Regions from separate parts of the Homo sapiens genome. Here all the other regions are linked to region 3. Evidence: chromatin loops called from intact Hi-C (ENCODE). Cell type or tissue: Caco-2. All regions are shown on one strand. Region 1 holds the start of LOC105375118 (a long non-coding RNA gene). Region 2 overlaps PDGFA (platelet derived growth factor subunit A). Region 3 overlaps LOC116435278 (a long non-coding RNA gene). Region 4 has its middle 82 kb from the start of FOXL3-OT1.

Region 1 (5,000 bases), 100 kb after region 3:
TGTGTGTATGCGTCTGTGCCTGCATGTGTGTTTCTGTGTGCATGTGGGTGGACGTGTGCATGTGTGCACGTTTGTATGTGTTTGCGTGTGCGTGTGTGTTTCTTTGTGCATGTATGCACATTTGTGTATATGTGTGTGTGCTTGTGTGTGCATGTTTGTGTGTGCATGTATGAGCTTTTGTATGTGTTTGTGTGTGTATGTGGATGCACGTGTGTGTGTGCACTTTTGTGTGTGTGTCTCTGCATGCATGTGGGTGCACGTGTGCATGTGTGCACGTTTGTGTGTGCACGTGTGTTTCTGTGTGCATGTGGGTACATGTGTACATGTGTGCATGTGTGCACATTTGTGTGTGTGTTTCTGCGTGCATGTGGGTGGATGTGTGCATGTGTGCACGTTTGTGTGTGTGCGTGTTTCTGCATGCATGTAGGTGCATGTGTGCACGTTTGTGTGTGTGTGTTTCTGCATGCATGTGGGTGCATGTGTGCGCGTTTGTGTGTGTGTGTTTCTGCGTGCATGTGGGTGCATGTGTGCATGTGTGCATGTGTGCGCGTGTGTGCGTGTGTTTCTGCTTGCATGTGGGTGCATGTGTGCGCGTTTGTTTGTGCGTGTTTCTGCGTGCATGTGGATGCATGTGTGCATGTGTGTGCGTTTGTGCGTGTGTTTCTGCGTGCATGTGGGTGCATGTGTGCATGTGTGCACGTTTGTGTGTTTCTGCGTGCATGTGGGTGCATGTGTGCATGTGTGCATGTGTGCACGTTTGTGTGTGTGTTTCTGCGTGCATGTGGGTGCATGTGTGCATGTGTGCGCGTTTGTGTGTGCGTTTCTGCATGCATGTGGATGCATGTGTGCATGTGTGCGCGTTTGTTTGTGCGTGTGTTTCTGCGTGCATGTGGGTGCATGTGTGCATGTGTGCGCGTTTGTGTGTGTGTGTTTCTGCGTGCATGTGTGCATGTGTGCGCGTTTGTGTGTGTGTGTGTTTCTGCGTGCATGTGCGTGCCTGTGTCTGAACTGGCTTGGGGGGGTGGGGCGGGACAAGGACATTCCTGGACCCGGCGCTTGACAAGCTGCCAGGCCGTCCCCATTGTCATGTCAACCAAATATTTTCAGCCTCCACGCCCAGAAGCCTCCGGAGCTCGCTTCTCCTCGCCGCTCACACACCGCGGGCCAGACTTCCAAACCGCTAGGCAGATTTTGAGTCCCTTTTTTTAGCTGCTGAATGAAAAAAAATAAGCAAACACAAATCTGCTGATCCCGGGCCGCCCCCTTTTCTGGAGAATTTAATTTCCGAGCTTTGATCTGATACCAGGGCCCAGAGGACTTGTTATTTCTAAATAATGAGCTGAATGTCTGTGCTCCCAGCCTGAACTTTTCTGGTTTGGGGAAAAATATGACTTTCCATAGACGCTCTTTGATGCGGCCAGTGGCGCTGCCGGCTCCGGGATGAAAGGCCTTTCAGAGGGCAGGCGGCGCTGGGCGGGGCGGCCGGGCCGTGGTGCCCTCAGGACAATGCCCTCCGCAGGGTCCCCCCCCGCCGGCCCCTCCCTGGGCAAGGGCGGAGCTCGTTCAGCAGGAACCCCGGTGCTGGGACCTGAGCCCAGGGCCACCTGCATCGCGGCCCAACCTGTCTGGGGCCTCGTCCTCTCTCGGTGAGCGCGGGGGTCAGAGGGCGCCCGAGGCAGGGACTGTCAATCCTGGGCGGGTGGGAGGAGGGGGCTCCAGGGCCGCCTCCCCGGCGGGCCCCGCGCTCCACGGAAGGGGCTCTTCCTACCAACGTCATGCCTCAAACCAGGGCTGGGGGGCCCCGCTCCCAAGCTGGGGGACACCGGAGCAAACGGAACGGCGCAGGGCGGGCGCGGGCGGCAGCGCTGTCTGAGGTGCGGGCGGCACCTGCGCTTCCCCGGGAGGTTAGAGAAAGGCGCCCCCTGCTGGCGGCTGCGCCCTCGGGGGACCTGCAGGGCCCGAGGCCACGTGGAGACGAAGGAGCCCTCTCCTGGGGTGGGGGCACGGGACTGGGTTCAGCGCCTCCAAGCCTCTCCCCAGGCCCTCCACTGGGTGTTCTTGTTGGAGTCCGCAGCCTGCACAGTTCCAGCCCTGGCGGTCTGAGGCTAGGCGAGGGTGTGTGGACCAGGGAGACCCCGGCGCCCGGTGGGAGGGCCCAGCCCGCCCACCCCTGCCCTGGCACCTGCCGGCAGAGCCCCCAGCCCGCTCACCCCTGCCCCTGGGGCTGTCAGCATCCACGGGACGGCCACACCACACCAGGAAATGATCATTCCAGGTCAGGGCTGGGTGATTGCGGCGCCCTCTCCCCTTACCCCAGCGGTGGGCAACTTCGCACTTCGGATAGCATTTCCCCTGGGAAGAGGCCAAGCGTGCTTCGACAGGCGGCATCACAAAAGGTCAAGAGGCAAACACCCTCGGTCCGCCGCCTCGATAATTAGCTCCTCAGCCAGCCTGCAGAAAAGCCATCGGGCCTGGACAAGCTCCCAGGCACAGCACCTCACCACCCGCCCTCTGTCCTGCCCAGTGTACACACAGGAGCTCCTGGCACCCCGGAGGGCAGCCCCCAACCCTGAAACACACAGCGGCAGCGGCCTGACCTCCCCGGCACTCTCTACGTCATGTGTCTCAGATGGGGACCTGTGAGTCCCGGAACCTGACTCACGGGTTTGTGTCCACTCCTGGGCCAGGTGGGATTAAGAAATACTTTTAAAAAATAAATAGTTTCATTAACCAATAGTTCAGTCACAGGCAGGTTTGGAAATCGCAAGGAACCCAGTGGGGAAAAAGTAATGAAATCCAAATAAAGGTCTAGTTTAGTTAATGCTGGTGTGCCAGTATTGCATCCTTAATGTGACGAGTGCCCTGTCCTCGGGTAGGATGCCAGGAATGGAGGAAGCCAGGTGCAGGGTAGACCTAACTGTCTGTGCTATCTCCACAAGTTTGCTGTAAATCTAAACATAAAATCCGGTGGATCACTTGAGGTCAAGAGTTCAAGACCAGCCTGGCCAAGATGGTGAAACCCCGTCTCTACTAAAAATACAAAAAAAATTAGTTGGGCATGGTGGCAGGCACCTGTAATCCCAGCTACTCGGGAGGCTGAGGCAGGAGAATTGCTTGAACCTAGGAGGTGGAGGTTGCAGTGAGCCTAGATTGAGCCATTGCACTCCAGCCTGGGTGACAAGAGTGAAATTTCGTCTCAAAAAAAAAAAAAAATCTAAACATAAAATCTAAAATAAAAGTTTCATTAAAAACAGTTGAGAGAGGATATAATATAGGATCTTGTGGGTCACTCTAAGGTTGGATCCTGTGGGTCACTCTAAGGGTTTTGGGCTTTGCTGTCAGTGTCAGCACAATGATTTTACTTTTGCAGGTGGTGTGTCTCTCGGGACCAAGTGGATGTTGAGATACCAGCCGGACAGCTATTATACCAATGCAGAAAGAAGGAAATGGTGGCTTGGGTACTAGTGCCGGGGGACGGGGGAGAGGACATGGTTGCTTGGGCCAAAGGATGGTGCTGAAGTGGGGAGAAGGGGTCTGATTCCAGGTATGTTTTGAAGGTGAAGCCAACAAGAGTTGCTGACAGATTCAGCGTGGGGATGAGAGGAAAGGAGAGTCTGGGCTGAGCCCAGGGTCTCGCCTAACTAGCTAGAGGGATGAGGCCACGCTGACCCAGTGGGGAGTGGGGAAGGGCAGTGCAGGGAGGACAATGGGGAGTTTGTTCTGAGCATGTCCTGGCTGAGATGCCTGCTGGACTTCAAGCTCAAGAAACCTCTTGGATTTAAATCTAGAGTTGAGAGGAGAGGTTGTCCTTCAGGGGTCCATATGAAAGCTTCAGGTGCTTCCGAGGGATCCTCTGGCATGACAGGTCTGAGCCCGTCTTTCCCTCTCCGGCACTGCAGGGCTCCCGCAGTTCTGCTTAGATTCCTAGCAGCCTCTGCTCAGCCCCTCTGCGCTCACCCTGTGCTGCTTGCAAACAGACACCCTGGACTGTTGGGATCCTTTCCTCTCCCCGGGATCTTGTCTCTCCAAGCCCTGGCTGTGTGAGCAGTCCTGCACTCTGATTCTCGTCTTCCTGCTGGCACGACAGTGTTGAAAGCTCCTCTGAGCTTCTCGGATTCTCAGCAGACCTCCCTGCTCAGCTTCTCAGCATCTCTGCTCATGCCAGTTATGAGTTTGCGGTTGCCCCAAAGGGTGCAGAAGTTCGGGTCACCTCAACGCGTTTCCCTCCCCCACAATGTCTTGGGCCTTCAGGTCCTGGCTGCCTTGGTAACTCTCTGACACATTGAGACACATGTGGTCATTTGTTTTCTCCAACCTGGTTGATGGAAGCCAAAAGTGGACTCCTTTTTATTTTTTTGTTTTTTGACAGGGTCTTTCTCTTTTGCCCAGGCTGGAGTGCAGTGATGCGGTCACAGCTCACTGCAGCCTCAACGTCCTGGGCTGAAGCCATCCTGCCGCCTCAGCCTCTTGAGTATCTGGGAGCACAGGTGTACACCACCATGCCCGGTTAATTTATTTTTGTAGAGACGGTGTCTCGTCATGTTGCCCAGCGTTCCGCCTAGGCCTCCCGAAGTGCTGGGATTGCAGGTGTGAGCCACTGTGCCCAGCCTCCTCGTTTTTCTTACAGTTGTGTTTCACTTTATGGATCTATTATGATTTATATAACAACCTCTTATCAACGGGCTTTTAGGCCATTGTAAATAATGCTGCAGTGAGTAATTTCACACATAGACGGCCTCACCTGTGCGCAATGGTATCTATAGGATAAGCAGAATTGCCGGGCCAAAGGGCAGATGCATTTACATTTTTATTGATGTTGCCAACTTCGTGGCCATAAACGTTGTGCTAACTTGTCCTTTCATCAGCTATGTACGAGAGCGCCTGCTTCCCCACAAGTCTGTCAACATTGAGGGTTGCCTGGCATTTTGCTTTTTGCCAGTCTGACCCGTCATAAAATGGAACCTCCATTTAGTTTCAATTTGTGTTTCCTTGTTACCAGT
Region 2 (5,000 bases), 69 kb before region 3:
CCTTTCCGGTCAACATTCAGAGGTCTCTTGTTAGAAGATGGATGGTAGTGAAGCTGGGAGTGTCACTGCCTGGCACAGACCCTGCTGGGATCACCAGGATGTGACTGACCGGCAGCCCTGGGGGAGTGACTGGCCGGGGTCCCTAGCTGGGTGGGTGTTTCCTTGCACTCTGCCTGGCACAGTTAGCTCTTGGTGCCTGGACGCCCGACTCTCCCCCAGACCCAAGCCTCGGGGGTAGGACAGGAGTGTGGGCCTGAACGTGGACCATGGGGATGAGATGCCAGCCCGAGGACTGCAGGGGTCTAGCCTGGACGGAGCTGGCTCTGAGCCCACCTTGCTGTGCTGGAGGCTTCCAGAAGGTGTGTGCTCACCTGGTGCTTGGGATGGGCCTCTGCTCCCTGGAACAGAGTGGCTGGGGTGTTACGGGTGAGAAGCTCCCAGCCACGACTCTGTCCACTCTCTGGGGTCTGGTGCAGGAGTCTCTAGGTGGGCGGAGTGGAGGTCCTCTTGAGCCAGGCTGGGCAGGGGCCTCTTACACGAGCTTGAGGTCTGGGCATTGCTTCCATTCTTAATGGATATGGGGGCAGTGCTGAAGGAGGCAGGATCTTCTTTTTTTTTCTTTGTTATAAAGACAGGGTCTTGCTTTGTTGGCCAGGCTGGTGTCAAATTCCTGGGATCACAGGTATGAACCTCCTCCACGCCCGACTTGAGGGATTTTTTTTTTTTTTTTGAGACAGAGTCTCACTCTGTTGCCCAGGCTGGAGTGCAGTGGCCCGATATCAGCTCACTGCAACCTCCACCTCCCGGGTTCAGGCAATTCTTCTGCCTTAGCCTCTCGAGTAGCTGGGATTACAGACACTCACCACCACGCCTGGCTATTTTTTGTATTTTTTTAGTAGAGATGAGGTTTCGCCATATTGGTCAGGCTGGTCTTGAACTCCTGACCTCAGGTGATCTGCCCGCCTCGACCTCCCAAAGTGCTGGGATTACAGGCGTGAGCCACCGCACCCAGCTGGGGTCCTCATGACCCAAGTCAGCATCTGGATTGAGTGACATTCCAAGTCTCTGTCGAGAGACACCCAGGTGGGGCTGTGGGGCGGTGGGGCCAGGGCTCTGGACTCTAGGCTTTCTTTCCGTGAAAGAGGTGAGAAGGAGTGCAGGCTAGGGATGGAGATTCAACGCTGTGTGACTCTGGGCAAGGGGCTTCCCTTGTCTGTGCTGTGTGTTCTCATCTCTAGAATGGACCACGATGGTGTCCTCACAGGGTAGCTGTGAGGGTTACAGTGACGGGCACGTGCGGTCCAGTCAGGTGTCTTTCATGGCTAATACTCTGTCTTGGAGCCTTGAAAGGGTCAGGCCGTAACCTGGAGTTGGGGTGGGGTCCCCCGCAGGGAGTGGCTGTCCCAAGCCCTCCTCAGGGGGTCTCTGCAGCTTCTGGGCTTTGTAGCAGTAGGGACTCGGCATCCCAGGTCTAGAGGGGTGACGGCATCCCTGGGTTGTAGTCTTGGGTGAGTTCGCGCCGGGAGTGTTGAGGTGGGGCGGCTTACGACGCAGATGAACTCAGCCGTGGGGAATCGGAATGTCTGGTGTGATAAGGTGCAGCCCACATCTCTGGGACGGAAAAAGGGGAGGGACATGGGGACCCCCCCCATCACTTGGGCTTCGGCTTGGGGCCTGGGGGCCGGGGTACCCCCCGTGGGGGTCCTGAGGACATTGTAGTCTGTTCTTTGGACTTGGCCTTCTTTTATGGAGGAGGTTTTTGTGAGAATCCAATATTCATTTTGTGTTCTTGGGAGAAAAATGTAGCTATTTCCTGGCCAGACAGAGGTGGCGGAACGGCCCGGAATCCTGGCATACTCAGAAACAGGTGCAATCATCGCTGTTTGTTTTTGTTTGATAAAAACGGGCTTGTCTGAGGAGGCAGTGGGTTCCCAGACGAGCGGCCGTGCCATGTGCCTTTCGCACGGTGCCCAGAGGGGTGGCATTTCTGTTGTGTCCTGGGAGCCCACGCGCCCGCGGTGGCCGGCCATCTCGAGTGGTTGAGAGCGAGCCTGCCCCTCGCCTGGGCGTCTGGTGTCTGGCCAGACGGGCCTGCGGTCTCTGCCGAGCCAGGCCCTGGTATCTGCCCTGCCGAGGGAACTAGGTGAGGCTGCTTGTTGACCAAAGAGGCTGTGCCATCCGGAGGGTCAGGGCCGGGAGCAGAACAGGGCGCCCTGCCCGAGCCCATCCCCACGAACCCAGATTTCAGAGCCCACCTGCCCCATGCCTCACTTGGCCACCCCTGCAGAGGCTGGGGGTGGGTGGGAGCAGCAGAGTATGGGTGCTTCGAGCCTGGGAGATGGCAGGGTGTGAGGCTGGTGCTGTTCCTCCTGCTGGGACCTGTGTCCAGGGCCTCCAGGGGAGGGGAGGAAGGAACTCGGTCCCTGCTGAGGCAGGAGGGGGCTGGGCCTGGTTTTGCGCACTGGGATCCCTAGTTACTTACTACCTGGGCAGTTCTTGACTCAGGGAGGGCTGAGGACATGCTTGCAGGGCTGGGGGTGGCTGAGGTCCCAGGTGGCCCTGCTGCTCCTCTTGGGGCTTTGCTGCAGTTCATCCTCGGGCCGGGCCTCTCCGACCCCAGGCCCTCAACAGGAGGGTGGCTCTAGACCCACTCTCTGCCTGTGGTGGGTGGGTGGTGGTACTGTGCTGAGCTTGGGGACCAGGGGGTGGGTTGGTTTTGGGGCTCTGGATTAGAATCCACGCCAGTGGCAGCCCACTCTTGAAGGCTGGCTTTGTCCTCGTTTCTGGGGCCTTCTGCATGTGCAGCCTCATTTATTCCTCAACTCCTGGGTGGGTGTGATTGGTCTCCGTTTTACAGATGGGAGGTGGAAGTGTGTGCACGGCCTGCGGAGGCCTCTCTCTGGAGGATTCTGTCCTGGGGAAAGGGGCAGATTGCCGCGGGAGTGTGGAGGCTGATCTGAGGCCTCCCGAGTGGAACGGAGCCCCATGTAGGAAGCGGCAGTGTCCTGGCCGCTTTCTCTCACGCTTTGTGACGTAGCGAAACCTCCCAGGCCAGGTCCTGTTTCTGAGCTGGCTCCTGACCCCAGGCGCCCCACGCCCTGCAACTGTTGAGCTCATACTTGGCTGTCTGCTCACGCCCCAGGCAGCCCAGACCACTTCACACGCCTGCAGGCACCCTTTGCACTGTGGGTTAACCATTAACTCAGCCTCGGACAAGCCTGGTCCCCAGCGCCTTAGGGACCGGCTTACCTTCGGAGCCTGCCTGGTCCCAGGGTGCAGAGCTGACCTTCTCCCTGGGGGCCCTGCTGATGCCCAGTCTCCAGAGTCTGGAGTCCCCCCTTCCCCCCAAGAAGGTTGGGAAACATTCCCCTCCTCCCTCCTTCACCCTCCTGACTGCCTGGGAGGCAGGGCCACTGGGCTGGGGGCATCTGGCCTTGGGCTGAGGTCTCCTCATTCACCCAGCAGCGTGCATTCCCCCACGCCCCTGTGCTCAGGGGGTGACCCGGCCTCCGTTTCCTTTCTAGCCTCAGTTTCCCCATGAACCGTGAGGGGTGAAGTGGGTGATCCATAGTGGCTGTTCTTGCATTTAGACCCTGCATGCGGCAGGGCTGGTTCCGTGGGCACAGATGGAGCGCCTGCTGGGTGCTCAGCTCCCCAGGGCCTGGGAGGGCAGGAAGGTGGTGGCTATTCCCTGGTGTGTGCTCCAGGGGGCAGGTGGGACAGCCTAGCAATTAGGGACAGGCTTAGTTAGAGCTTGCCTGCGCCTCAGTTTGTTCTGTAAATGGAGGTGCCAGTCTTGCCTCCTTGTAGCATGGTTGGGAGGATGAAATGAGTGCTGGGGTTTGGGCTGGGAGAGCCAATACTCTACTCATGCAGTCCCTGGCTGTGTATTAGGGGTCTGTTGATGCCAGGCGTGTGCGTGCTTGCACTCTGTGTGTGTAGTAAGATTCCCACGATGGGGCCCCTGTGTACATTACACATGCATGACTGGTGGGGGGTGGAGTTGCCTCCCCATGACAGGGTATGTGTGTGCATTATACAGGTGTGTGTGTGGGGTGGAGTTGTGTTCCCGTGACAGGGCCTATATGTGCATTATGTGTGTGTGTGTGTGTGTGTGTGTGTGTGTGTGTGTGTGTGATTTCTTGCCTCTCTTGTTGAATGCCTGAAGCTCCCCTCTCTGGCCTGGACTGGGCCATTGTCTGCCTGCAGCTCCCCGGGGAAGGGGCTGTGGAGGCAGGACCCCCATGTTGTGGTTTTGTGCCTGGAGAATTGAGGGCAGGCGTGGCTCGCAGACAGGCAAAGTCCAGTCCGAAGAGGGGAACCCAGCTGAGGTCTGGTTCGCTTTTGAGCTGCCTGTGCCTGATAGCCACGGCCTGCTGGCCTGTGCTCCTCCTGGATCATCTTGTGTAGCCTCGGTGATGGCCCAGGATCCCTGGCCCTGGTTTCCGAGGTCAGGCCTCTCCGAGCCCAAGGAGAGCCTCGGACCTGGGGGAGCCATGAGGGGACCCTGGGTATGGGTCTGCTGGCCCTGCTGCCTGGGGCCGGCGGGGAGGTGGGGCCCTCATCAGGCCAGCAGCTGGGATTATCATCTGGACGCTCAAGTCCACAGCAACCTTGGGCTAGGATACAGCCACGAACCCCCCATTCCTAGGCCATGGCTTTAAATTTTTTTTTAATATTAATAGAGACAGGGTCTTGGTGTATTGCCCAGGCTGGAGTGCAGTGGTGTGATACCAGCTCACTGCAGCCTCAAACTCCTGGGCTCAAGCGATCCTCCTACCTCAGCCTCCCAAGTAGGCTGGGACTACAGGTGCCACCATGGCTTGCTAATTTTTAAATTGTTTTTAGAGGCAGGGTCTTACTATGTTGCCCAGGCTGGTCTTGAACCCCTGGAGTTAAGTGATCCTCCCGCCTTGGCCTTCCAAAGTGCTGGGATTACAGGCGTGAGCCACCATGCTCAGCCTGGCTTTTAAAATGTATTTAAAAACAACGTGATCATT
Region 3 (5,000 bases):
AATGGCCAGGCGGGCGCCGCCACCTGCCTCAGCGTGTGCCCATGGCGAGGCCTCCTGGAAATGGCTGGGCTGAGCAGTGCGGTTTAAAGAAAAACCCAGAGAAGAAGGCAGCCATTCCCTAGGCCCGCGTCCTTGCAGCCTGCCCCAGAGGTCACCTGCCTCCGGAATTTGATTCTTCCCGGGGGTAGCTCATTCTCCCTCCTCTCATTCATTAGCCCCTGCAGGGACAGGGCTTTCCTTCTCAGCCCTCCTGTCCTCAGCCGTAAAACAAGGTGGCTGTTCTAGGTCAGAGCTGCCCGGCAGCCTCATGCCTGGTTTTAAATCTGTTTGTGCTGCCTGAAAACATGTAAAAAAAGGTAATATTTAGTTTGAGCCTATATTTTAACTCCATCACCCAAACATTGTCATTGCAATGTGCAGTCAATGTAGAAATTGCTGGTGAGAGCTCGGTCATGAGTCGGCGCTGACTCCCTCCCACCTGTGGCTGGTCTCACCAGGACGTGCCCCAGGTGCTCCGTGGATGCAAGGGGCTGGGGGCCGCTGTGGCTGGCACAGCTCTCCACCTTCCGTGATAATCCTTGCACCTTTAATGGGCCTGGCTCAGGCTCTGAGTGGGTGCAGTGGAGGCCCCAGGTCAGAGAGAGGCAGAGACCCCCAGGCTGGAGATAGAGATGGGAGGGCCTGGATGGGGCAGGGTGGGGCCTTGGGGAGGGGTCGCCGTGGTGCACAGTGTGGGGCCCTCGGTCGGTGCACCCTGGGCTGCCTGAGGCCTGGAGGTGGGCACCGGGGTGGATCTGGCCTCTGGTTCTGTTGTGTCCACTGGGCCACATGGCCTGGGCAAGCCAGGGTCTCCAGGGGCTGGGGAGGTCCCCCTCACCCACTCTCAGGCACGGCCCCCGACTGGAGCAGGCCATGGTGGCAGAAAAGGGCGTCCACACCCTCAGATTATAGGGACTTGCATGGCAGCAGGCTCCCCGCAGACCACTGAGGGTGCTGAGACCCGGGTAGGTGGGAGAAGCTGTCCAAGCGCAGGAGGTTACGTGGTCCGGGCCACGCCAGGCCCCACCCCGGGTGCTGCTGCCTCCGGCCTTATTTCCCTCCGGCCGATCTCGGTGGTTGTGGGCGGCATCATCGCACGGACGTGCACGGGGGCCTCCAGGGCCTCACACTCCAGACGTGACCAGCAGAGACGGTTCCTGCAGCCTTGGCCCTCGGATGCCTGTGCCGGGAACAGGTGGCTTAGTGGGGCCTGGCTGTGGCCTCCTCTGCGTCCAGGCCTCCTGCCGCCCCCGCCCCTTGGCCCTCATTCTGGGGGGCGTGGGCCAAGCTCCCTGTGATCACCTCTAATGGGCAGCCCCTCCTGGAGCCCTTTCATCTGATCCACAGAGTGTTTCACAAACACTGACTCATTCACCTCCCACGGCCTCAGAGGTAACTTGGTCCATTTGGTAGGAGGGAGACTGAGCCACCTCATTGTTCAAGATTTATTGCTGGGCCACCCAGCAACTCATCCCGGCCTCTTCCCCTCGAGACCCCAGATGTAGGAATTTGGCCAGAGAAGCAAGGGGGGCGGCCCTCCCAGAGGGCCAGGTGGACGGGCCAGGCCAGGCTCTGAGCTGAGACAGCTCCTCTGTGCGTGCGGCTGCCTCTGAGCCAACGGGGCGGGGCTGCTGTTCCACACCCGGCTGTGTCCGTGCCAGACGCTTGCTCACTCATGTCCCTTTGTGTGTGCACAGCTGAATCCTCACCCGAGTCACACAAGTCTTCCAAGTAAGTTCCGTTCTTCCCCCTTCTACAGGCAAGGACACAGAGCTTCGCAGAATTCAGCTCTTTCGGCCCAGGTAGCGCAGAGACTAAGCCTGGGAGCTACCGAGATCAGGCCTCTCTGGCCCCCAGAGTCGTGCTTCTCATTTCGCGTACGCCGTCACCACAGAGCGGCATCTTGTTTACGAACTGCCAAGCATGAGGTTAGGGTGTGTAGTCAGGATCCACGGGGAACAGGCATAAGCCGAGGAGTGAAATGGGATTGTCCAAAGAGGAAGGTGATTGTAATTGCTGAATATTATAGTTCCTTCCTCTCAGTTTCCATCTCAGCTAAACTGTAATCAGACTTCGTTACAGCTTAGACAGTGTTTAAAGGGAAACGCACGGGGCCAGCGATCCCTGTGCCTGTTAGTTCCTGCTTTGGGACCTCCTGCGAGCCGAACGGGCCTTTCTGAGCTGGGGAGCATGCCCGTTCTCACCTGCCCACCTGCGTCTGCTTTGATAACCCGGACATTATCCCGGCTCTCCCCGCGCCCGCCTGTCAGTCAAGCCCTTTGTGAAGTCACTTTCGTTTAGACACTTCTCCTGCTCCGACTCAGGGTAAAAACGTGTCTTCTGTGTGACATGGAGGGAGGTGGAAATTACTACGTGCATAGAAAACTGTAGGTTACACAAATAACCTGTCACCAGAGATAGGCAGCCGAGCTTTAAATCAACTCACGGCAGCCAGGGCCTTCGTGTGCCCTGGGGCCACTCGCCCTGCACGGGGAGGGGCGCATTGCAAAATTCCACCTCCCTCCGGGTGGCCGCTATGCAGAGCTTCTGTCTGAAGCTTGTTTTCCTAACAATGTTGACATTCTTCCCCGGCTCTCTTCGGCAGGTCCCTTGCCCCAGGAAGGTGGGGGACGACCCAGCCAATCTCTCCAGAGCCCGCGGCGTGCACAGCAGAGCTCAGAAGGGCCGCTTCTGAATCCTCGAGCAGCAGTGTTCGATTTTCTGTCAATGCTGACTCCAAACGGCTGCTCTTCCCCATCCGGGTGCTGCCGGTCTCCAGCCAGCATGTGCCAGACTCGGAGGGGACAGCAGCTTGAGCTCATAAAGATACAATAATAATCGTAAGGGGCATAACAGGGGTCGGGCACGGTGGCTCACGCCTGTAATCCCAGCGCTTTGGGAGGCCGAGGCGGGCGGATCACGAGGTCAGGAGATCGAGACCATCCTGGCTAACACGGCGAAACCCCGTCTCTACTAAAAATACAAAAAACAAAATCAGCCGGGCGCGGTGGCTCACGCCTGTAATCCCAGCGCTTTGGGAGGCCGAGGCGGGTGAATCACGAGGTCAGGAGATTGAGACCATCCTGGCTAACACGGTGAAACGCCATCTCTACTAAAAATACAAAAAATTAGCCGGCCGTGGTGGCGGGCGCCTGTAGTCCCAGCTACTCGGGAGGCTGAGGCAGGAGAATGGCGTGAACCCGGAAGGCGGAACTTGCAGTGAGCCGAGATCGCACCACCGCACTCCAGCCTGGACGACAGCGAGACTCTGTCTCAAAAAAAAAAAAAAATTAAAATAAAAAAATGTTTTTTGAGACAGGGTCTTGCTCTGTCACTCAGGCTGGAGTGCAGTGGTGCGATCTCAGCTCACTACAGCCTCGACCTCCCTGGCTCAAGGGATCCTCCTGCCCCGGCCTCCCGAGTAGCTGGGACTACAGGGCCTGCGGCTACACCCGGCTAATTCTTTTATTTTTTGTAGAGAAGGGTTTCCCTAAGTTGTCCATGCTGGTCTTGAACTTCTGGGCTCAAGCGATCCTCCTGCCTCAGCCTCCCAAAGTGCTGACCTCGCAGGTGTGAGCCACTGCACGCACCCCCTTCCTTCCTTTTTCCTTTCCCCTCCTTCACTCCTTGAGCTGGACGCAGCAGCATCTGAGTAACTGTGAACTGCTGTGTGCCGGGATGTCCTGCACGGCTTTTCTTGGTGGGTTTTATGGAGTCGGTGAGAAGGATAGCGGTTGTCAGGTGGATGCCCCAGCACTGCAGGATCCAGCTGAGCCCCACCCCTGGCCCAAGGAACCCCTGGGATCCAGCCCTGTGCCGCTGCCTGGGAGCAGGGCAGCCGTGGCCGGGCAGCCTGGGCGGGCGTGTTCTCCACACTTCCAGGAGGAGGCGGCTGGAGTTACTGGCCCCATCTTTAACCTGAGAGGCTTGGAGTGGTGACGTGGCTTGCCTGGGGTCACACAGCTGGAAATGACAGGGGGCGGGGAATGGGGATCTGACATGGGGTCTGTGTGGGGTCCTCTCCCCATGTCCCACCTCGCCCTGTGCTGGCAAGGCAGGCTGAGGAAGAGTCGGCTTCTATGGGGCGACAGGCTGTGCCTCAGAGACCTTCTTCTGGGTTCCCCGTGTGGCTGCTTCAGTTTGTGTCTTTGGAACGAGGGTGGGGGCACTGCAGCCTTGGGTGGGGCTCCGGAGGGCCTGAAGACTCTGGGAGGGAAGGGAGGAGGCTTCGCCCCAAGATGCAAGATAAGGGGGGCAAAGGGGCAGGGAGAGATGGCAACCCCAGGAGGCTGTCATCAGGCACAGCTGCAGAGGCGCTCGGGAAGCTGGCAGAGCCACAGACAGACCGGGCGGGCTGCATCCTAGCAGAGGGCGTTAGCAAGGACTCTTCAGGTCCGAGTGACAGAAACCTGCTCAGACTGATTGAGGTCAAGGTGGGTATTTACAAGGTGGATATTTCTGGCTCCTACCAGAAAGTGCGGGGTGGTGGGCTTCAGGCACGGCTGGATTCAGGTGCTCCAACAGCACGATCAGGGCGTGGACTCTCCCACTTCTGGCTCTGCTTTTCTCCACCTGGGCTGCATTCCCAGGCAGGTTCCCCACACTCTGGTGGCCCTGCAGGGAGGGGCCTCTGAGTGTCCCAGTCCCAGAGTCTGAGTGACTCGGCCTGGGTCCCTGCTCACCTCTGGGACAATCACCGGGGTCTGGGCCAGCCCTGGGTGGAGGGCCCACTGGGGGCCTAGGGTGGGGGAGCCCCCAGCCACACTGACTGAGATGGAGCACTTTCCCAAAGGAAAATCAGAGTCTTAGCTGGAAGGGAAAATTGAAGATTGGCCAGCAAACACCACAGAGGGCTGAGTACCCCCCCTCTTGCTTACCTCCCGTGACAGGGAGCTCATCACGTCCGAGGACCCCTCTTGCTTACCTCCCGTGACAGGGAGCTCATCACGTCTGAGGAAACT
Region 4 (5,000 bases), 62 kb after region 3:
AACTCGAGTCACTCCAGTATCTCTCCGGGCGCTGCCGGGTCCCGCTCTGCAGCCGCGTCTTTTCAGGAGCATCTGCCCTGGGGATGGACGCACAGGCCCTGCTGCTTCCAGGGACTTCTGGCACCTTCCTCTGGCTCTAGCATCTGGTCCTCAGTCTCCCCATCTGTGAGACCGGCGAGCTCTGCTCGTCCACCTCCCCAGATGCATGCGGTGCAGGCTGAGGCCCCCGTGGAGCTTTGAAAGTCCAGAGCAGGCTCAGGTCTTACGCTACAAGTTCCAAGCTTCTGGGCCGTGGGCCTCGCGGACCGCAGGGTTGGAATCTCAGCGCCTTTAGCCAAAACGGAGCTTGGATGTGGGTCACTGGGGGTCAGAGAGGTCGAGCGGCCCGCCCAGAACATGAAGCTGTGATGGGCAGCTAGGCTGTGAGAGGCAGGCCTGAGGGCAGAAGGGCCTGTCTCAGGTGAGGCCGGCTCGGTCCCCAAGTGAGGACCTGGCTGTCTCCAGCTGCACAGGAGACGCTGGGGCAGAGGCTGCCTCTGAGCCCGGGATCTCCCAGCTGGTCCGGTGGTGGCGTGGGTGCCGACACGGACCCCGTACCCTTTGTGAGACATCCTACCCCTGTGGGCTCCTGCAAGTTCCACACCTCAGGGCTCACTCAGCGGCCTGGGCTCAGGTCTCCTCCATCAGGGGAGGCTCCTTCACGGGCGGCCGTGGGCCCCACGTGACCCCCAGCACAGAGGGCTGCCCACGAGCCAAGTGGCAGGACCCACGCACGCTTCCCACCCCATTCACCTTCCCATTCCGTGTGCGTTCCAGCTGGAACAAGGCCGTCCTTGTCTCTAGAATTAGCGACTCTGAGTGGAGACGGTGAATCCGGGACCACAGGAGAGATTCACTGCATTTGGGGCAGGGGATGGCGAGTGAGTGAGGGGGCGTGTACAGGGTTCCCTCCGTCGGCCCGCAGGTCCAGCTCTCCATGGAGCGTGCGAGGAAAGAGGTAGCCGCCGCGGTGGGAGTGGGGTGAGGTGCGAGGCCTGGAACCCCGCCATTGCTCTTCTGAGACAGTGTTTGCAAAAAGCACCCCAGGTCCCCGGGTGAGTTTTTGCACTGGGAAGCAGCAGCTGGTTCCACTGGGAGGCAGGCATTCCACGGAGACAGGCCTTTTAAGGGGAAAGAAGAATCTCTGAGGCCTCCCAACTGGAAAGGGGGTCCCCCCCCGCTGGCCCCGCTGTTCCCTGGAAGAGGGAGAGGAACACGGCTGGGGAGGAACACGGCTGGCTCAGCTCATTCATTCACCGACTCCCTCAATTCATGCCCTTGGCACCATCACATAACAGAGGCCAGGTTCTTAAAACTTCAGAGAGTGTCGCTCGGAACTATTTTTCTGAACTCTTTCCTTCCCTCCCTCCCTCCCTCCTTCCTCCCTCCCTTCCTTCCCTCTGTCTCTTTCTCCTTCTTTCTTTTTTCTTCTTTCCTTCCTTCCTCCCTCCCTTCCTTCTTTCCCTCTGTGTCTCTCTCCCTTTCTCTCCTTCCTTCTTTTCTTTTTCTTCTTTTTTCACTCCCTCCCTCCCTCCTTCCCTTTCCCTCCCTCCCTCTCCCTCCTGCCCACCCTCCTTCCCTTCCCTTCTCCTCTCTTCTCTTCTTTCTTTTCTCTCTCTCCCTCCCCCCCCCTTCTTTTCTTCCTTTATGGTTTTTTGGTAAAGTGTGTTCACAAGTCCCAGGCCCTCCTAAGAGATAAAAGGGGGAAGGGTGCACGGAGCAGGTTCCACCGCCCAAGGTCCCCCTGCGGGACTTCTCCGAGTCTGGACTTTGCTTTAAACCCTCCTCCACTTTCCCTCGCTGTCAGCTGCAGGTGCGGCCTCTGCGTCCAGGCTTAGCTCCCTGCACGGTTGTTTCAAAGCCTGATGAAGCTGCATGGTGGGGAACCAGGCTCCAGGCATCCGAGGCCCGGATAGGCGGTCGGCCACATTTACGGTGCCAAACTCAGATCAAAGGCCGATGGAATGGGGCAGCCCGGCCCAGTCTCGGGTGCCCACAACAAAGCCCTGGCCCACTGGTCGCAGAGCACAAAAGGCCTGGGCTATGCAGCCTTACTTGTGTGGGGAAGGCCTCAGATAAAGCGACAGGGCATTCTCGGGGCCGCTGTCCCACCACAGAACCGCTCGTCACACATGAAACAGCAGATTAAGAATTTCCTTTTCTATTTTTGCTGCAAAATTTGCACTGGAAAGGGCTTGGTTTGGAAACACTCTCCCCTTTGAGCTGCTTGGCTGCAGATGAAAGGGGCGTCCAGCCTGCGGTCCGGCCCGGAGGGGGCACTTGCAGCCTCGGCAGCCTCCTCGGTGTGACGGCGATAAGGGATCAGAAACCTATTATCGCTGTGTTTATTGTGCTGGTTAACCATTAAAAACGGCGGTGGAGGTGGGGGCCGGGGTGATTTGTTGACTTGAAGAATGGTTTCTGGCTCTGCGAGCGCTTCTGGAATCCTTGCCCCTAAGCCCCAGCTTGGCGGCTGGGTGAGGAGGAAGCTGGGGCAGGTTTGGCCTCTGTGCCCCGGGGAGAAGAGAGACGCAGATGTCTGTCTGTGGGCTGGTGGTGCCCAGGTGGTGTCCGGCACCTTCTGGGGCTGACCGGCGGTTAAAGACGACGTGTTAGGGCCACACGTGGAGAAGTTTTCCTGCAGAGGAGGGGCCATCTCGGGGAGGGAATAGGGCTTGCTGGAGGCCTCACAGTGGGGAAGAGAAGGGGGTCTCTGCCCAGCCCTGCCCCACTCTCCAAGGGTGGAGCACAGAGTCTGGGTGAGAGGCACTGGCTGCGGTCCTGATGCCCAGGGGGTCGAGGGCTGGTGTGAGTGTGGACAGGGCTGCTTGGACTTGGACTACAAGCTCGGTCGTGGTTGCCCTCGGAGCGTTTCTTTCCTTTTTTGGCGTTGGGGGTGGGGAGTGGGAGAGTGTTAGGGTCTCACTCTGTCGTCCAGGCTGGAGTACAGTGGTGCGATCACAGCTCACTGCAGTCGCAAACTCCTGGGCTCAAGCGATCCTCCTGCCTCAGCCTCCCAAGCAGTTGGAACTACATGTGTACGCCACCGCACCCGGCTAATTTTTAAATTTTTTATAGAGACAGGGGCTCGACATGTTGACCAGGCTGGTCACGAAGTCCTGGGCTCGAGCCATCCTCCCGCCTCGGCCTCCCAAAACGCCGGGATTACAGGTGTGAGCCACTGCACGCGGCCTCCGTTGGGTCATTTCTGAGCCCACTGACCCACAGGCCCGTGAGGATGGCTGTCCTGAGTGCGGCTCACACTTTCTCCAGAGCCCGGCGTTCCGGCCACCCGAGCAGCACGCAGGGGAACGCAGGGAGCAGAGTCGCTTCGCTGGGGTCCCGTCCAGGCCCGATGTCTGCTGCTTGTGGCCGGGCGGGCCCAGCGTACATGGGGTGGATGTGTGGGGTGGACGTGTGGCCGGGCGGGCCCAGCGTCTCTTCTGCACAGGGTGGATTGATCCTGCCTCAAGGGCAGTCCGTGGAGAGGCAGTGAAGGGCCGCCCGTGAGGTGGGAAGGCCTGGTCCATCGTAGCTGCCTGTAGCCTGCATTGGATCCGAGCTCATATGGCAGCAGGAGGCTGTTGCTGAAGGCACCCCCGGCTCCCAAAGCCAGAAGTGGATTCGGCTCAGTTGCTGCTTTTCCCTCTTGCCTGGCTGGCGGGGCTGTTCCTTCATGGTCTCAAAGGCATTTGGGTCCGTGAGGCTTGACCTGGGTCTTCCAGGGAGGAGGAGAGGGAGGATCTCCCCCTACCAGGAAGAGGGAGAGAGGGGTAGCCACTCACCAGGGAGGAGGAGAGTGGGGGTCACCCCCCACCAGGAAGGAGGAGAGTGAGGGTCGCCCCCCACCAGGAAGGAGGAGAGTGAGGGTCGCCCACCACGGCCCCACCTCTGCATCCTCCTGGTAACAGGGCTCAGAATGGAGGCTCTTGGGTACATGCAGAGGGACACCCTCCCCAGACACCAGAGTCGTGATGTACAGCTCCGTGATTTCACACAGTGACTCTGTGAGGTCCATGTGCCCATTTCACAAGGGAGGAAACTGAGGCTCATCTGACTGAGCCACCCAGAGAATAATGGACTTGCGGTTTCGACTGAGCTGTTGGCCTTGGTGCTTTGTCCTCCAGATACCTGGAAGGGAGGGTGTGGCAACTCAGGACACAGAGGACAGGGAGAGCTCAGCACCCTTGACCTTTGCTCCCAAAGGACTGTCACTCTCCAAGGGAGGCTCCCACACCCCTCACAGGCCCTGTGCAGTCACCTGCCCCAGGCAACATCTCGTTTTGTCTTGGGCACCTACTCTGCGCTGGGCCCCTCGGGGGTGTTGGAGGCCTATTGTGCGCTGGGCCCCTCGGGTGTGCTGAGCGCCTACTGTGTGCTGAGCCCCTTGGGTGTATTGGATGCCTACTGTGTGCTGGGCCATTTGGGTGTGTTGAGCGCCTACTGTGTGCTGGGCCCCTTGGGTGTGTTGGATGCCTACTGTGTGCTGGGCCATTTGGGTGTGTTGAGCACCTACTGTGTGCTGGGCCCCTCGGGTGTGTGGGACTCCTACTGTGTGCTGGACCCGTAGGGTGTGTTGGACACCTACTGTGCACTGGGCCCTTTGGGTGTGTTGGACGCCTACTGTGCGCTGGGCCCCTTGGGTGTGTTGGACGCCTACTGTGCGCTGGGCCCCTCGGGTGTGTTGGACGCCTACTGTGCGCTGGGCCATTTGGGTGTGTTGAGCACCTACTGTGTGCTGGACCCCTCGGGTGTGTTGAGTGCCTACTGTGTACTGGGCCCTTTGGGTGTGTTGGATGCCTACTGTGCGCTGGACCCTTCAGGTGTTGGAAGAAGTGTAAGGCTCAGTCGTTGCCCTCCAAGAAATGAATGTTTAGTTGGGGAAACAAAGTCCACAGGAGGCAGATGGAAGCATGGCCCCGACCAGACGCCTTTCATGTCCGAGGTTGGCCTTCATGTGG

The links. A loop is a pair of places that touch in the nucleus more often than their neighbours do. Peaks named below come from ENCODE experiments on the same cell type or tissue, not always from the same donor. Only the 100,000 strongest peaks of a DNase experiment are listed, where the experiment ranks them.
Region 1: it touches region 3 in a loop (8-fold over the local background); 8 of 110 quality-filtered maps call a loop at or near these places.
Region 2: a loop joins it to region 3, with 5 times the contacts of the local background. A loop is called at or near these places in 10 of 110 quality-filtered maps.
Region 4: a loop joins it to region 3, with 7 times the contacts of the local background. A loop is called at or near these places in 4 of 110 quality-filtered maps.

Annotation. Positions count from the first base shown.
Region 1 is chr7:329,734-334,733 of GRCh38, reverse strand. It overlaps LOC105375118 (a long non-coding RNA gene), which reads left to right and starts at 1,469. Exons shown (of 3, transcript XR_926965.4): 1 at 1,469-1,646; 2 at 2,525-2,687; 3 at 3,371-5,000. RefSeq lists enhancers at 228-887, 888-1,549 and a silencer at 1,809-1,998. In Caco-2, CTCF peaks have their summits at 1,725 and 1,930 (motif pointing left); DNase peaks (open chromatin) are centred at 1,103, 1,643, 1,903 and 4,783; H3K4me3 peaks cover 799 bases.
Region 2 is chr7:501,906-506,905 of GRCh38, reverse strand. The region is part of intron 4 of PDGFA (platelet derived growth factor subunit A); the gene reads left to right. Among named protein-coding and RNA genes, the nearest start is that of PDGFA, 15 kb to the left of the region's middle. RefSeq lists an enhancer at 2,431-3,208. In Caco-2, no CTCF peak of the experiment used is centred here; DNase peaks (open chromatin) are centred at 1,485, 2,445 and 3,115.
Region 3 is chr7:432,663-437,662 of GRCh38, reverse strand. The region is part of intron 1 of LOC116435278 (a long non-coding RNA gene); the gene reads right to left. Among named protein-coding and RNA genes, the nearest start is that of PDGFA, 85 kb to the left of the region's middle. RefSeq lists enhancers at 444-1,279, 1,006-2,205, 2,952-3,787, 3,788-4,624. In Caco-2, no CTCF peak of the experiment used is centred here; DNase peaks (open chromatin) are centred at 1,656 and 2,562.
Region 4 is chr7:370,559-375,558 of GRCh38, reverse strand. No RefSeq gene overlaps it. Among named protein-coding and RNA genes, the nearest start is that of FOXL3-OT1, 82 kb to the right of the region's middle. RefSeq lists a silencer at 3,385-3,585. In Caco-2, no CTCF peak of the experiment used is centred here; DNase peaks (open chromatin) are centred at 1,828, 2,408, 3,608 and 4,238; H3K4me3 peaks cover 781 bases.